2 separate regions of the Homo sapiens genome follow, and region 2 is linked to region 1. Evidence: chromatin loops called from intact Hi-C (ENCODE). Cell type or tissue: gastrocnemius medialis. All regions are shown on one strand. Each heading gives the region's core, and the rest is flanking DNA. Links, peaks and the distances in the headings are about the cores only. Region 1 overlaps RPS6KL1 (ribosomal protein S6 kinase like 1). Region 2 overlaps EIF2B2 (eukaryotic translation initiation factor 2B subunit beta).

Region 1 (8,328 bases), core at 305-8,304:
CAGCGCTACCAGCATCTCTGCCGCCCACTGCTTCACCTGCTCCTCTCTCACACTCCAGGTGGCCCTGCCACAGCCCCGGCCGGCCCCATCTGCTGACAGGCAGCTCTGATCCATGCCTCGGCCACAGCCCCCTAGCACCGGGCCGGCCCCCTCAGGAACCCAAGTGAGCCCCCGAGGGGGCCCAGCGTCTGAGTTCTGGCCAGCCCTCCTAGCTTGAAGGTGCAGGTGGCCACCTGGGGCCTTTGGAAGGTCCGAGGAGCCAGAGGTGCTGGTCCTGGCTGTGGGTTCACCTTCAGCCTCCCTCTGGGGTCTGGTGGATGGGGCCTCCCCAGCTAGGAGAAGGTTCGGAGAAGTCCTAGGAGGCTCCAGGGCGATTCTGTCCTGGCCAGGGGCATGGCCTGAGGGAAGCCTCGCTGGGGTCAGGAGGTTGAGGTGGGGGTTGAGCTGAGCCTTCATCCTCTCCTGGGTAGAGCCAGAGCTGAGCCCAGAATGTCGGGAGTGCGCCTGGGAGAGCAGGTGGGACCAGAGAGTGCCTCCTGGGCCATGCAGAGGGAGCGGTGAGCGTGGGGACAGGGAGAAAAAGAGTATGGATGCCAGGGCCGGCTCCCACTCCTGCCTCCCTTCTGTCTTGGGCGCAGACTTTCCGCCTCTGGGTGTCCTGGCCTAGTTCAGCCCCTCACCTCTGCTCCCTCCCACCCCTCAGCTTAGAATGCCCTCTGCCCTCCTCTTGACCCAACTAAAGTGGGCCCAGCCTTACAAACTGGCACACCACCGAGAGATGTCCAGCACTATCAGTGTCTGTGGTTTGGGTGGTGGGTTCACTAGTGTGAACACTGTTTTTAGGGAGACCGATATAAAGAAATTTAAAGAAAAGTCAGGCACACACTTATGATGACTATATGTCATGACCCCAGATGTGCACCTCACTTTAAAAAGTCATCAATACAACCATCAGTATCTGCTACATGGCCCAGTTCCTGTCCTCATAACTTCAGTCACCACCACCCTGTCTGGCCACTCCCAAGGGATCGGCACAACCCGGAAAAATGAAAAGAGCCAACGCTGGAGGAAACAGCGACAGAGGAGACAGCTGTGATTCTCACGCCCACCCACGATGTGGACATCCACCCCAGGATGTCCCCTGCCCCCTTGGTACCACACAGGGGCCCACAACAGCCTGACTGGCCTCCAGAAAGGCCGGGTCCCCTGGTCTGTGCTGTACATCTGGTGCAAGCTCCGCCCCTCCCCAGGGCTCAGCTTTTTTTTTTTTTTTTTTTGAGGCGGAGTCTTGCTCTGCTGCCCAGGCTAGAGTGCAGTGGCGTGATCTTGGCTCACTGCAACCTCCACCTCCCGGGTTCAAGCCATTCTCCTGCCTCCACCTCCCAAGTAGCTGGGATTACAGGCACGTGCAAGCACACCTGGCTAGTTTTTGTATTTTTAGTAGAGACAGGGTTTCACTATGTTGGCCAGGCTGGTCTTGAACTCCTGACCTCAGTTGATCCGCCTGCCTCGGCCTCCCAAAGTGCTGGGATTACAGGCGTGAGCCACCACGCCCTGCCAGGGCTCCGCATTTTAAGGGTTGACGACATACCCCAAAGGCCTGGGGAGCTGACAGGGGGCCCCAGGCCTGCTCACCTTGCACATGCTCCAGGTGCAGGAAGATGGAGTCCTCGCTCACAAAGTACCTGAGCAGCTTCGTCATGTAGGGGACTCCGTGTGGGATGATGGTCAGCCGCTCCCTGCTCACCATGTGGCACCTGGGTAGGCTCTGGGAGCAGCAGGGCAGGCAGATCAGCCGGGGACAGGCCAGAGACTGCTGCTGTTAGGGGACCTCCTAGCCCTGGCTTCAGGGGCACCCGAATGAGGGTGGAGCAACTGCCTCCCTCAGTTCCTGACCTGTCCTTACCCCCACTGCCCCTGTAGAATCTGGGTCCTCCACCCTCTAGCCAAAGAGGGGGCAGTGTGTGTGCATGTGTGTTTGTGTGTATGTGTATGTGTATGTGTATGTGTGTGTGTGCATGCATGTGTGTCCATCTGGAAAGTGGGGCATGTTCAGGCAGAACAACCAGCTTTTGTGGGAGGGAGTGCAGGCTTCAAATGCAGGTTCTGGGTAGGAGTTTCCAAGAGCCCTGAGAAAGATCCAAGGGGAATGCAGAGTGGCAGGGGCAGGGTGGCACCTGCCTTCACCACAAAGGTCCCTCCGGTTGCCGGGTCCTGGACCAGCTGCACCTGCCAAAGTCCAAGAGGCACTGGTTAAGGCAGGTACTAGCTCCTGGGGCTCCGTGACCCCAGCCTGACCCCCTCCCAGGTTCCTCCACTGAGGCTGACTCACTCCAGTGGCAGGGCAGGGAGGGCGGGCTTTGGTGGCACTCCTGAAGCAGACATCGATCCTATCCTGCTCACCCACCCCTGCTAGACCTGTGGTCTCAGATGCTGCCTCCTCCAGGAAGCCTTCCCAAGATTACAGGGGCTGGGGTCCCTAATCTGCCTCCAATGCTCTCTTAGTTCACCCTTAGGAGAGCCTCTTCACACTGTCTAATCTGTCTCCCACTGGACTGTGAGCTCAGTATTCCCGGAGCCCTGCACAGTGCAGGGATGTAGTAGGTGCTAGACACATGCACTGTGAGCAGCCCGGGCCTTGGCTCACTGTGTGCGTGGTGGGCATGCGAGCAGAATGCCCTGCCCTCTCCCTGCCCACGCTGGGCCAGGCCTCATGCCACCTGACGGGAGGGCTGAGAAGCCCTGTTCCACCTGGACCCCAGAGATCAGCTGAGAAGCCCTGTTCCACCTGGACCCCAGAGATCAACTGAGAAGCCCTGTTCCAACTGGACCTCCAGAGATCAACCCCTCACCCAAGGCCTTAGCTAGAGCCCCAACATCCTGCAGGGTCTGAGGTGTCATGGCTGGAAGGGACCTCAGAGCCAGTCACTTCCTCTGATCTCTTGTTTTACAACTGAGGAAGCCGCAGCTCTGAGGTGACTCCAGGTCTCCCCAGCGCAGCCATGTTGTGTGGGCTTGGCACGCTGCGTTCAGGCCTTTTTCCCACTCCACTCCACCCCCTTCATTTACACACACCCCCATGACACAAGTTTATCTATGTGAAAAACCTGCACATGTACTCCTGACTGCAAATAAAAATTTAAAATAAATAAGTAAAGTCCGCTTGAGAGGCCGTCTTTGGAGAGCAGCCTCTCCTTCTTGTGTTGGTTTCCATTAGAGGCAGACGCTGTCAATCGCAAGGTCAGGGCCATGTTTGGAGTTGGGCCCTTGACTCATCTGCATGGTGGGCAGGGGCGGGCCCCAGCATAGGAGCGGGCACATGGGTACGTCGAGGGCGGGAAGGCAGAGGATTCAGCCCAGGTGAGGGCATGTGGAGGCAAGGCCAGCACCCTGGGGTTGTGACTCCTTGGCTGTTGGCCTGCCCTGCGGACATTCCCCAGGGAGGCTGTGGCCAGCCATGGTCGGGGTGGGAACTGGGCCCTGAGGCCAGGCTGCTGGGCAGTGAGGAAGGCCACAGCTTGGGATCAGGGTAGGGGAAGGGGCACTGGGCTTCGATCCTGGGCAAATTGAATTGATTTTCTCATCTACCAACCAGGAATTCCAAATGCCTACCTTCCCTACATCTCTGGATTGTTGAAGCCATTCTGAAAGCCCTTGGTGAGGGCCAGGTGTGGTGGCTTATGCCTGTAATCCCTGTAATTTGGGAGGCCAAGGCGGGTGGATCACCTGAGGTCAGGAGTTCAAGACCAGCCTGGCCAACATGGTGAAACCTCGTCTCTACTAAAAATACAAAAATTAGCTGGGCATAGTGGTGCCCGCCTGTAATCCCAGCTACCTGGGAAGCTGAAGTAGGATAATCACTTGAACTCAGGAGGCAGAGTTGCAGTGAGCCTAGATCAAGCCACTGCACTCTAGTCTGGGCAACAGAGACAGACTCCATCTCAAAAACAAAACAAAACAACAAAAAACAAAAAACCAAGAAAGCCCTTGGTGAGTGGAAAGGCTGTGAGAATGTCAGTGATCACATCTGCCAAGTCACATGGCCTCTCTGAACCTTGCTCTTTTTAAGTACAAAACGGGGTCATAGCAGCACTTCCTTCAGGGGGTCCTGAAGAGGATTCTGTTAAAGCAGGCAATTCAGGCAGAGCAGCAGCCTGCACCTGCCGCAGAACACACCCTTGATAACCTGTCGTGATTATTACCAGTGTCATCCGAGGGGAAGCCCACCCTGGCTGTAAAGTGGTTACTCTGTGCTAAGCACTTTACATAGGTTGTTTAATTTTATCCCCACAATCCTGCCAAAATTCAGGCCTGAGCCTCAGAGAGGTTATGTTGCCTACTGTCCCACTGCTAAAAAGTGGTCAAGTCAGGACCTGAACCCAGACAGGCTGATCCCGGAGCCCTGCAGACTTTACTGGAACTGGGGGCACAACCAGGTGACCCTGGCAATGGCCTTCCCTCCTGAGCCTGTTTCTCCATCATCAGTGAAAGGAAGGCAGTGGACTAGATGAGAGCGCCCAGGACCCTTTTCTCAGCAGGAGCGAGGTGTCCTCTCCAACCACCAGAGGTCTCTCCTCCAACAGCCAGAGACCGAGTCCAGCCTGGGCTTGGCTCCCTGACCAAACTTGTGCAATGTTAGAAAAAGCAAGGAAGAAAACTCTGGAGTCATTTAGGAGAACAGAGTTTCCCACAAATCCTGACACCCCAGATAATTCCCCACTGTCCCTTGCCAAGTGGGATTCCCCACCACCTGGTCCTGGGCAAGGGCCTGTAACTGACAGAGTCCAAAAAAACTAGCGAAGGAGGGAAGGCTGAGGAGGCCAGAAATAAACCTTGATCCATACACTGAAAGATTTCTGTTAAAAACATATTAAAACCAACCTCAGTATTCAGAAATAATTAGACTAAAACATTAACAGTGATTATCTTGGAGTTCGGCAGGATTCAGGGGATTTTCTTTTTCTTCTCCTTTTTCTTTCATTATATTTCAAAAGGGCAGCAAAGCAGCAGGCATTTTCCCATTCATCCAACCAAACAAGAAACTCCTTTTACTCAGTGGTTTGGAGGATGGAGGACTGTCTAGTGCCTTGACTTCTTTGTTTATTATTTATTTTTTTGAGACGGAGTTTCACTGTTGTTGCCCAGGCTGGAGTGCAATGGTGTGATCTCAGCTCACTGCAATCTCTGCCTCCCAAGTTCAAGCGATTCTCCTGCCTCAGCCTCCCAAGTAGTTGGGATTCCAGGCATGTGCCACCACACCCAGCTAATTTTGTATTTTCAGTAGAGACGGGGTTTCACCATGTTGGTCAGGCTGGTCTTGAACTCCTGACCTCAGGTGATCCACCCACCTTGGCTCCCCAAAGTGTTGGGATTATGGGTGTGAGCCGCTGCGCCCAGCCCCGCTGACTTCTTTGAACCTCAGTTTAATTCTCTGTAGGACAAGTATTAAAATGCAGCACTGTCCAATTGAACTTCTTATCATGATGGCAGGATTATATGTCTGCACTGTCCAATATGGAAGCCAGTAGCCACATGGGGCCATTGAGCACTTGAAATGTGACTGGTGCAACTGAGACACAGATGACTTCATTTTAATGAATATGAATGCACAGAGGCTTATGTGCCTAGTGACTACTGTGTTGAACAGCACCCTATAAGGCTTCGTTCCCCCATGGTGACTGTGAGGATTTAATGCCACAGCTCTGTAAATGAGAAGGTTCCATACAACTGTCGGGTGAGCCTTCCATTTGGGAAGATGGAAGGCAGTTCTGAGTGCTTTCTCTCACCTTTTAAAAAAGAGCAATTGTTTTAAATAAAGAGACCCACTGAATTCTTGGGACAGAGGGACAATTAAAGCTTTGGTGAAACACGGTAAACCTTTTCTTTAAAGATGCACAAAGTATCAAAATCCCAGGAGGACTCTCCCATGGAACAAACAAGCCTAAAGGTTTCAAACAAGTTCTTAAACTCAAAGGTCCACAGGGGCCAGGCATGTGAGCAAATAGGCAGGGTGGAGGCGCAGAAAGGAGGGCTGGTGCCCCGTCTAAGGCAGGCATCTCCTCCTCCACTCCCTGCTGCCACAGGGGAATGGGAGGCCAGCGTTTCCAGATCTGATTTTTTCAAGAGAAGCAGGAAATCTGGACTTTTATAAGAATCTGCACATTTTCAAATGTTGGTAACAACTAAAAAAACCCAAAAAACAAACAACAAAAAAAACACCCCTGTGTTTAAGCCAAATAAAAGAAGAAGTGACTTGGATGACCTTCTTTTTCTTCCTCCACCCTGTCTCAGAGCCTGGCTCCTGCACGAGGCTCAGCAAATACCCGGTGATGTCTCCCTGGCCCCCAGGCTCTGAGGCCAGGCCCTCGGGTATTCTGGCTGCTTGCCAAGTCCCGACCCACCCACCTCACTGCTCCCTGCCACCATCTCTTCAGCCCTTAGTTATCCTAACAGCCGGACACGTTAGGGGTCACTCAAGCATCATCCCGAGCAAGCCCTTTGCTTCCTCCCTGGGCCTGAGGGTTGCTGCTGGCTGGCACTGCCCACTTGCCCAGATCTGTCTGGGCACAGCTGTGGAATGGAACAAGGGTGACAGTATATCCAAGTCTGGCTGCAGGGACCCAGGCCCAGGGGCAGTAACACCTTTCCTAATTTGAGGAAAGTGATGCTCCTGGCTTGGGCATGACACAGGGAAAGGAAGTAGGATCTCAGGAGGGAGGTGAAGTCCTTAAGTTGAGTACCCAAGACAGGATAAAAAAGAAAAAAAAGAAGGGTAGTCCTGAAATAGAATGCGGCGGGCCACTGGCTCACGCCTGTAATCCCAAGTGCTTTGGGAGGCCTAAACGGAGGTGGAGGATCACCTGAGGCAAGGAGTTCGAGACCAGCCTGGGCAACACAGCGAGATCTCTCTACAAAAAATAGAAGACAATAGCAGGGCTTGAGACTGTGGTCCCAGCTACTCAGGAGGCTGAGGTGCGAGGATTGCTTGAGCCTGGTAGGTCGAGGCTGCAGTGAGCCGAGATCACGCCACTGCACTCCAGCCTGAGCTACAGAGCGAGACCCTGTGTCAAGAAAAAAAAAAAATGGTTGGGCTTGGCTTTAATTTGTGCTTTCCATCTGCAGGGGCCTCGAAACACTGGATTCCTAAACCACTTTCCTGAGGCTAAACAAGTTTGGGGAATTCTGTGTCACAGTGTACATCTGCACCTAAACACTCTAAGAACTCCGATCATTAAGAAACAAAGCCATATAACTTCAACTCGCTGTTTTCCTATCATACTCAGCTCAGAACCCCTCTCACCACAACACCTATGGTTCAGCGGGATCGTACCGGGAGGCACGGTGTCAGTCACCTCCCGGCCAGTCCCTGGGAACGGCTGTGCTCAGCCAAGGTTGGGTCGTGGCCACTGACACTCAAGCAGTGGGGAGGGGACCGTGGCAGATGGAAGCTGGCAGGGCCTGCGCTGACAGTCTGGGACCTGCCCCAGGGACCCAGGAGAAGCAGCTGGAGTAAGGCCCGGGAGCAGAAGCCTGCGTGCCTCCCAGCTCACTCCTGTCACTTGTATTTAGAGCCATCAAGCACGTACTCAGTGTCACAGCATGTGCCAGGTCTTTCCCCAAAATTGTTTTGTTTTACCTCCCAGATCACCCCATTGGGGGAGAATTCTCATCTCACTTTCCAGAGGAAGAAACCACAGCTCAGAGAGCAGGGGGCTTGCCCGTGGCCACCCGGGGTGGTGCCCAGCGCGGGGCCTTCCCTCAGGCAGCATGTCATCCTCTTGCCTGTGGGAAGTACAGGACTGTCTCCTTTTCTCTGTGGGCCCCCAGATCTACCAAAATCACCCAGTGAGTATGTTAAATAACAGATTCTTGGGCATCTGTATTTTTAGGAAGCTCTCCATTTAGCCAGCTTGGTAAAGAACTTCTTGGGTGACTATTCCAGGGTTCAGGGGAAGAGGGGAACCTCATACTGGCTGGACTCTGATTTGACCTCATTGTCTGTCCTTCTAATCAGAAGCACTCTAACAATGAGTGCCCCGAGTAAGGGTTGGGACGTCGCCTCCTATCTTCTTGTCTGCCCTGAATAAGGCAAAGCATGCGAGATAGCATTGGGACAGGGTAAAGTTACAGTTAGGTCAGGAGAGGAAAAAAAGGGCAGACTTGCCAAGGCCCTGGGCAAGGACGGGCCAGAACGGGCCCTCTCTGGACAGGTTTCTGGAGTTGAGCACGTCCCAGCCGCAGGAAGTCCCCAGCTGTGCTCGGTAGAGCGTCTTGGCTGCAGCCCTGGGGTTCAGGGTGAGTGTGGTGGGGGTGCTGTGGGAAGCGGGA
Region 2 (8,328 bases), core at 205-8,204, 98 kb after region 1:
TGGGGACTGTTTTCTTTAGAAGCTCAAAGTGCTTGAGGACCTGACCAAGTCCATGTTAATTTGTTCTGAGACAAATATATTTTAGATTTGTTGGGGCTATTGTGGGTTGGATCATTTAGCATTGTCTGGGTTTGGCTTTGCATGCTGTTTGAGATATAGACAACAACCAGTTGGGAAAATGTACCTGTTTTCCTGCTATAAGGAGTCATTTTGGTGAATTGACTCCCAAAGGAAGCAGGTTGTGAAATGTTCCTCCTTAGAAAACTCACCTGTAGCCTGGATAGTCTCATGTCTTGGGGTTCTTTTCTCTGGCTTCTTCTGAAGGCAGCAGCTCAGCTCATTACGCGTGCAGCCTCATCAGCAAGGGTGGCCTTACACACCATCTGAGAGCAACGCATAGTAGTTGGTTGGGGTCCTAGTTCCTCTTGGAAGTTGATTGACTTCATCCCTTTATTTAAATAAACATTCAATCTTCAAGAAATAGTTATTGAGCACCTACAATGTATCCAGCACTCTTCTAGGCACTGAAGATAAAACAATGAATGAAAAAGATAAGGCCCTGTTCCCACACATTCTATTGTGGAAGACAGATGAGAAAGTATCAGGTCATGGGATGCCTGAGGACAAGCAAGGCTGATGTGGTAGAAAGTGGCTAGGGGCCTGAGATTGAGGAAGGGTCTTAATGAGATGACATTTCAGCTGAGTCCTGAATGAACAGAGTCCACCATATGAAGATCATAGTTTTCTATGAGCTGGTGCAGGGGCTTAGCCAGTTAGAAAAGGATGGCCATACATGGCTAGACAGTAATGAGCAAGGGGGAGAGTGGTCCAAATTGTAATTCATGTGGTGTGTCAGGGAGGGCCCAGATCTTAAACTTCAATCCTGAGTTTGAATTTTATTCTGAGGGCTGTGCAGAGGCATGGGAGAGTTGTAAGCAGGGATTGTCATGATCTGAAGTCATCTCTTCTGGTTTGCATTTTTCCATAGCTTCCCGTCCTTGGGGAGCTAATATGCCTGCATTCTCGAGCCTGGAATCTATATGCTACTTAATTATGAGAGAGGGAGCCTCAGTTTTACCTTTAGCATGTGTGCTTGCCTTTCAGGGGACATTCTGGAGAAGGTCAGCGTGCATTGCCCTGTGTTTGACTACGTTCCCCCAGAGCTCATTACCCTCTTTATCTCCAACATTGGTGGGAATGCACCTTCCTACATCTACCGCCTGATGAGTGAACTCTACCATCCTGATGATCATGTTTTATGACCGACCACACGTGTCCTAAGCAGATTGCTTAGGCAGATACAGAATGAAGAGGAGACTTGAGTGTTGCTGCTGAAGCACATCCTTGCAATGTGGGAGTGCACAGGAGTCCACCTAAAAAAAAAATCCTTGATACTGTTGCCTGCCTTTTTAGTCACCCCGTAACAAGGGCACACATCCAGGACTGTGTCTTGCCTTTCAGATCTTAACAGAGCAGCAGGGCTTAACTTGTTGATTTTGGAGCCTCTTAGTGACCTGGTTGCGTCTGTGTCAGGAACTTAAACTTTCTGGTTCAGTAGTGTGTTAAACATAACACTGAATACCTTACTGGGATACAGATTTTTGCTCAGAAATGGCTATGACACTTTTTCTAGGCTCTACCAATAAAAGCCACTTGAAGGTTCCATAGTTGGTTTATTTATTGTCCTACTCTGACAGAACTGCTTGAAACAGCAGCAGCAGAGCCTTTTTTGTGTTTGCATAGAGGGCTGTAGTTAGCGGGAAAAGTGTACAACATGGTAGTACTGGCCAGATGCAGTGGCTCCCACTTGTAATCCTGGACTTTGGGAGGCTGAGGTGGGAGGCTTGTTTGAGGCTTGTTTGAGGCCTGGAGTTTGAGATTAGCCTGGCAACATAGCAAGATCCTGTCTCTACAAAAAAATATTTTAAAAAATTAGCCAGACATGGTGGCACATGCCTGTGGCCTCGCTATGCTGGAGGCTGAGGTGGGAGGATCACTTGAGCCCATGAGTTCAAGGCTTCAGTGAGCTATCATTGTACCACTGCACTCCTGCCTGGATGATAGAGCAAGACTCTGTCTCTAAAAAAATAACAAGTACAAATGAAAGTATAGTTTCCTTTACAATTCACTGCTCCTGGCCCCAAAGTTTGTTCATAGTCTAAAACAGTAGTTCCAAAACCTCGCTGATCATCAGAATCACCTGAGAGTGATTCCGATCACTCACTCACACAGTCTTGGGTTTCATCTCAGTCCTACTGCATCTGATCTCAGGGTTACTACCTGGGAATCTGTTTAAAGCTTCCCAGAAAAGGATAGTCTCATGTAGTGTTTATAGGACTATAAATTGGTACAGCCTTTTAGAGGGCAATTTGGAAGCTGTATTTCTAGAATTATTTGTACAAGCAAAAAGATTTATACAGAGTGTTCAGTGTAGTAGTTGTAATGTCATAGCCTAAGTGTCCAGCAATAGGAGAAAGGTTAAGTATTGACAGTTACACCGTGGAACATTATACATGGCAATAGAAGTTTCAAAAGGATGGCTGGAGGGGCAGTGTCTGGATTGAAGGCATTTGGGCTGGTTCACTGCATTTAATGTGAATTTGTTACCAATATTTAAAAATCTGGAGATTGCACATTTCAAAAATTCAGATTTCTTGCTTTTCTTGAAAACTCAAATTTGGCAACTCTGGGCCAACATTTCCAAATGGCAGTAGTTAGTTTGTGGTTGGGTAACATCTGATGCCATTGGATGGAACATCTCCAGTTTTCTGCAGTTCCTACTGGATCCATTTAACTCATTTATGTTATCTGCCTAACCCCTGTAGGCATTTGAGTTGTGATCCTGGTGTTAAAAGAATGGGACAGATTTGCAAGGAAGTCCATTTGATACTCTGTTAGTTAAAAACAAGCTGGGGAAAAAAAACACAACAAGCTGCAGAGCAATATGCATAATACGGACTCATTTCCATAAAACAACACTGGCTGGGCGCAATGGCTCACGCCTATAATCCCAGCACTTTGGGAGGCTGAGGAGGGCAGATCACTTGAGGTCAGGAGTTTGAGACCAGCCTGGTCAAAATGGCGAAACTAAAATACTATAATAAAATTTTTAGTTCCACTAAAAATACAAAAATTAGCCAGGTGTGGTTGTGGGTACCTGTAGTCCCAGCTACTCGGGAGGCTGAACTTGGGAAGTAGAGGTTGCAGTGAGCAGTGCCATTGGGCCACTGCACTTTAGCCTGGGCAACAGTGGGTGAGACTCTGTCTCACAAAAACAAAACAAAATTATATGTACACGCATAGGGAAACAGTATAGAAGTATAATACCAAGCACAGCAAGCAGAGGGACATCCTCTAATTTTGTTGACATGTTTATGCTTACATATTGTTTCCGGTTTTTAACCTAAAAAGTCTCCCAGGTGATCCAGATTTTCTGCCATGTTTAGGAACTAGTGGTCCAAAGCAGGGCCTCTTGTGCAGTGTCTGTGTGGGTGGAGGGAGCACTAAGAATCTGCATGTTTAACAAATAGCCTGTGGGCTTTGAACAGGTGATTTGAAACCACATTTTGGTTAACACTGGGCAGAGGTAGGTTCTGAGGGAAAGGTCTCTATTCTTTGATATCTCTTTGAGAGCGATCTTTGCCTTAGGTCTTCCAGAGAGGGGAAAAAAGTAAGACCTCAGAAAGTCGGCATTTTACACTGACCTAAAAGCTGTATGACTCAGAAGAGCCTGACTCACTCAGGCTCAGTCTTTCTATTATTTCTTAAAGCATCTAAGACCCCACGCTTTCTCAGTGAAGTGGCTTGTAGCTACCAATTACGAGCAATTGTCTCCTCCAAAGGCACCAATTCTAACAGCAATTCACTTGGGTACAATTGTGTGGTTTGGAGTAAGAGCAGCAGTGAGGCAAGGAACTTAAATCTGTTCCTGGCTCCAAAAATGCTTTATGATACTTGTCCTTTGTCCATCTTAGTCTCTGTGTCTAAAATTAGCACCAACATCCTTCCCAGGCATGACTGAGTTGGATGAAGGTTATAAGGGTAGAAGCTCTCTTTCTGGTCAGCTCTTACAGTGCCTAGAACAGAACTGCAGGAATGCATACTTTTTAGAATCTTTATGACCCCAATTAAGTAAACCCTATTAAGGCTCATCTTCTTATTTCCCCTCTCTCCGTTTCCCTATTTGAGGAGGGGTAAGTATCAGAAAGAGAGAACCTGAACTGAACAGGAGGAAACAGAAGTTCCACATCAACTCACTACCTGTCAGCCTTGGTATCAGGGGTGCCCACCTCCCACCCCTGCCTTGCTGGCGGAACCGAGAAACTCGGAAAAAAACAAACAAAAAAACAACTGTTGTAGCTTGGAGAGAATTAATAGAACTAGGATTCCATGGATGTGAAAGTCTTCCTCAATATGCTAAATAAACCAAGTTAGATAACAGTGCAGTTTGTAAAGACACTTTTTTCCCACGGTTTCTATCTTCCAGTTTGGGCAGAGGGCAGGAAAGGCACAATTCTTGGAACTTGAATAAGGAACAGAAATTCCTAATTTAGCCTCAGAAGAGACATCTCTGAAAAATACTCTACCAGGAAAAACTGAAGTGTAAAATGATACCTCAAAGAAATCAATGCTGGAACCCATAGGATCATATGTTTCATGGATGTGCTTCAAAACTATTTCTCAAAGCAATCTGTTGCATCAGTCTTTGGGCTAATGAAGGCTGCCAGTCACAGTTCCATCATGGAATGACTGGCATACTCTGTAATGATCTATAATACTACAACTACATCAGAACTGCTCTGCCATACAGATAGTACCAGATGGTGATGTGATTATTGTAAAGGCCTCACACTATCCACCTGTCCTTGCAAAAACTCCCTTAGCAGACATGCACCTAGTTGACATGAAAGAACAATTTTGAAATGTGATTTGGAAGTGTTTTATATCTGGCCTACTTTGCTTTGAATTATTCTTTCATTTGCCAAAGAGCTCTTGCAAGGTACTGCACAATGGCTAGGCAATTATTATTATTAATAGTAAAAACTGCAATTGCTTTTGCACCAACTTAAAGAGCTAAAGTCTAAGCTTCCAGTCTCCCAGCATCCCTCACACGATGGAGGGCAGCACTTGAGTCTAATCATGCTTGAGATGGTGATTGCCTGATATGTATATTAAATACTATGCTGAAGAGACGGATCCTTTCAATAGTGTTTTTTTCAAGCATGTTACATTTAGAATTAAGACCTGCCTAGAAAATAAGCTACTTAGTGCTGAAGAAACAAAAACTTGACAAGATTCCTAAGTTATCATTTATATGTAATATTCTTCCTACAACACTGGGTTTGGAAGGATAATAAATACATAAAAATAAAATTCTGCAGTTAATATGAAAAAGAGGTAATGCAGTGTTGAATAATGAGAAACTGCTAATTGCGGTAGCTAACTCCAAGCCACTTTTTTTGGACTGCTCGGCCCATCATGGGGCATTCCTTACTTTGGAAGTAGATAAGAGCAAGTTGGAAGGCCAGAGTCAGGCAAGGCTGGCCAAATCCCACTTCTGCAGGCTGCTGCTTGAATCATCCTGGCCTGATAGATTCCCACATGCAGCACACTGCGATTCCCACACGCTTGGATCCGGTTGCCTGGACTATATCCGATGCTTCTGGGTAAGACTGAGTGCTCTGTAACTAATGGGCCTGGGGTGAAAATGATCCAAGGGTTGGAAACATCCTAAGCCATGTGATAACCTCTTTTTTTTCTTTATATCCCCCACAAGTTCTGATACAATACATTTAGAAAGGAACTCACTGAAGATTTGCTGAATGAAGAGAGGGATGGAAGGAAAAAGGAAGGAAGGAAGGGTTTATTTGATGCAGATTCTTCAGCATTTTGTTTTCACAGACTCCCTTCTTTTCCCCTCTTCTGGACCCACCTTTTTGCCATCTCACCGTTGATGAGCAGCTTCAGCTTAGAGGGTAAAGACAGGCATGATCGCGACTGGCCAGCATACTGGCCGGTTCTCTCTGTTAGCAGACTTTTGCCAAGGGTTTGGATGGAATGGGTGGCTCTTCAGGTGGAAAACAGGTCGTGGGGGTCAGGTTTTGGGTGCCTGAAACTGCTCTTCCTTCACTCCACTGTGCCATGACTGGCTCCCACCCGAAGCTTCAGCTGAGCTGGCTTGTCAGGGCTCGCTAGGAACTGCTGAGCTGCATCTGTCCTTACTTGGCGTGGCTTCCTCAGCCCCCTCCACATCTCAAGAACGTGGCCTTGGGCCCCTTTCTGCTCTGACCATTTTGCTTGCCTGGGTTTTTTCACTGTCTGCCATGCGCAGATCCCAGCTGTTCATTTGTACCTGACCTCTGACTGCTAGAACCTCTCCATTCTTACATCTCATGTAGTTCCAGGTCCCCAGCCAGGTTCTGGATGTTACCCAAGCCCCCTCCCCATTCTCCAGCTTCATTCTAGCCTACACTTTATGCTTTGCCTTAAGCTTTTCTGATACTAGCTCCTATTACCATCTCTAGTCTTAATTCTGATAGTGGGACTGCTAGCTCCTCTTCTTTCAATAATAAAGGGCTAGCTGTAACTAGCTGTGACTCTGTGATACCTAACGCCAGAAGAAGCTACTATATTCTATCATTAGTTTCCTTGTCTTTCTCAGTGACTAAAGCTAAGCCTCTTGAAGGTAGAGACAGCCATAGGAACCTTCACTTCTCAATGAAGTGTTGATGAATGTTACAGAAAAAGGAACTCTCAAGAATGGCTGCATTTTACATCTCATCTCTCAAGTTTTACTCTGAAGTTACTAAAGCCTTCAGCGACCAGAATCTAATAAAGGTGAATCACCAAGTTTATAAATGAATGAATTCCTAATAAATTAAAAATATAAGGGATAGCATATGGGTAATAATGGGAAGGACTGTGCAGTTTGAAGTCACTCAGACCTGGGTCTGAATTCTGGCTCTTACAGCTAAGCCTTCAGCAAACCAGTTAACAGCTCCGAGCTTCGAAGTTTTATTATACAAAGGTGACAACTAGGTTCCTAAGAGGAACCTTCGTTTCCCACTTTGTAAAATGGTGATAAAGCTACCACCTTACCTCATGGACTGTCAAGAAACTAAACTAAGATAAAGTATGAGAAAAATTATTTTGTAAACCTTAAAGCACAATATAGGTATTAATGATTACTATTATAAATTACATGTATCTTTGTTCTTATGGCATCTGAGTTAAAAACAACATAAAACCCTAACAGGCGATAAAGGTAATCTATTAGATATTTTTCCCTAATAGGTTGTTTTTATGCTGAGGCATGCCCCCACACTTATAAATTATGAAAACAGAATAATTATCTCTTACATTGCTTGAGTCAGGCTAGTCAGGAAGGCCGGTTACATAATTTATGGAGGACTTTTTCTAATCCTCTGCTACTCTCAAGAAAACAGTAGTTGGGATTACATATAGCAAAACCTTCTGAAATCATAAGAGGCACTGAGACACTTTTTAAAATCCCTCAAATTGGTCTGGCCTTAAAAGATTTTTACAACTCCCAGGACAGTTGGCCTCCATGCAGCCCTCAAGCAGGGAGGCGGAGGCCCTGAGGCCACACTGCCACACTGGGCCTGGAGGCAGAGCCCCTGACAGCCTGGCAAATCCTCTGAAAACTCTCTCCTTTCTAAGGTCATGTCTTCCCATCTATAAAACATCCGTTTATATGTATTTAGAAGAATAAAAGCCATTTTTTAGACAGTAGGGCCTGTTCTTCAGGATTCCAATTACGTAAATCTACAAGGATCCCCTTGAAAACAAGTGAAGGTTTTCTCTGAACCTTCTCTGGGGCAGACGCTAATGAATGCAATACTTTCATTGCTCCTGTAAGATTCACTTCAAGGCTGCTGGCAAAGGAACTTTTCTTCCATGAGCACGAATTGGTTTCCTGTATTAAAAAATGAGGAAAATCATTCAATTGATATAAAAGCCACTTTGAGCAGGCTGGTCAGGAAATACAAAAGTAGAAATTCTCATTGCATCATCTTACTAATTGTATAGCACCCCAGTTGCAATAAACATTACCAGCTGGCTTTTTGCATTTTTTTTCTACTATGCAATTTTAGTCTGTTGAGTCCTATTAACCACAAATCATGTGAAAAGGTGCGGGAAAAATAGATTGAGAATGGCATAACAAGCATTTGCAGAACGATCAGTCCTGGTCCCAAGTGATATTATAAGGGCAATAGATAGGCATAATGTAATAACACCAAGATACCGTTTGAAAGGGACCCAAAGAACCCTTGTCTCCTGAAAGAAAAAGTGTAAAGATATTTGGTT

What was found. Peaks named below come from ENCODE experiments on the same cell type or tissue, not always from the same donor. Only the 100,000 strongest peaks of a DNase experiment are listed, where the experiment ranks them.
Region 2: it touches region 1 in a loop (2.5-fold over the local background); 7 of 110 quality-filtered maps call a loop at or near these places.

What each region holds. Positions count from the first base shown.
Region 1 is chr14:74,909,613-74,917,940 of GRCh38, forward strand. It overlaps RPS6KL1 (ribosomal protein S6 kinase like 1), which reads right to left. Exons shown (of 12, transcript NM_031464.5): 6 at 2,182-2,229; 7 at 1,636-1,768; 8 at 1-536. Among named protein-coding and RNA genes, the nearest start is that of RPS6KL1, 9.5 kb to the right of the region's middle. In gastrocnemius medialis, for the core only: a CTCF peak has its summit at 4,564 (motif pointing right); DNase peaks (open chromatin) are centred at 4,599 and 7,429; H3K27ac peaks cover 3,004 bases.
Region 2 is chr14:75,007,927-75,016,254 of GRCh38, forward strand. EIF2B2 (eukaryotic translation initiation factor 2B subunit beta) reads left to right here. Exons shown (of 8, transcript NM_014239.4): 8 at 1,105-4,440. The coding sequence ends at 1,262. MLH3 (mutL homolog 3) reads right to left here. Exons shown (of 13, transcript NM_001040108.2): 13 at 5,849-8,328. Among named protein-coding and RNA genes, the nearest start is that of EIF2B2, 9.2 kb to the left of the region's middle. In gastrocnemius medialis, for the core only: no CTCF peak of the experiment used is centred there; no DNase peak of the experiment used is centred there; H3K27ac peaks cover 1,681 bases.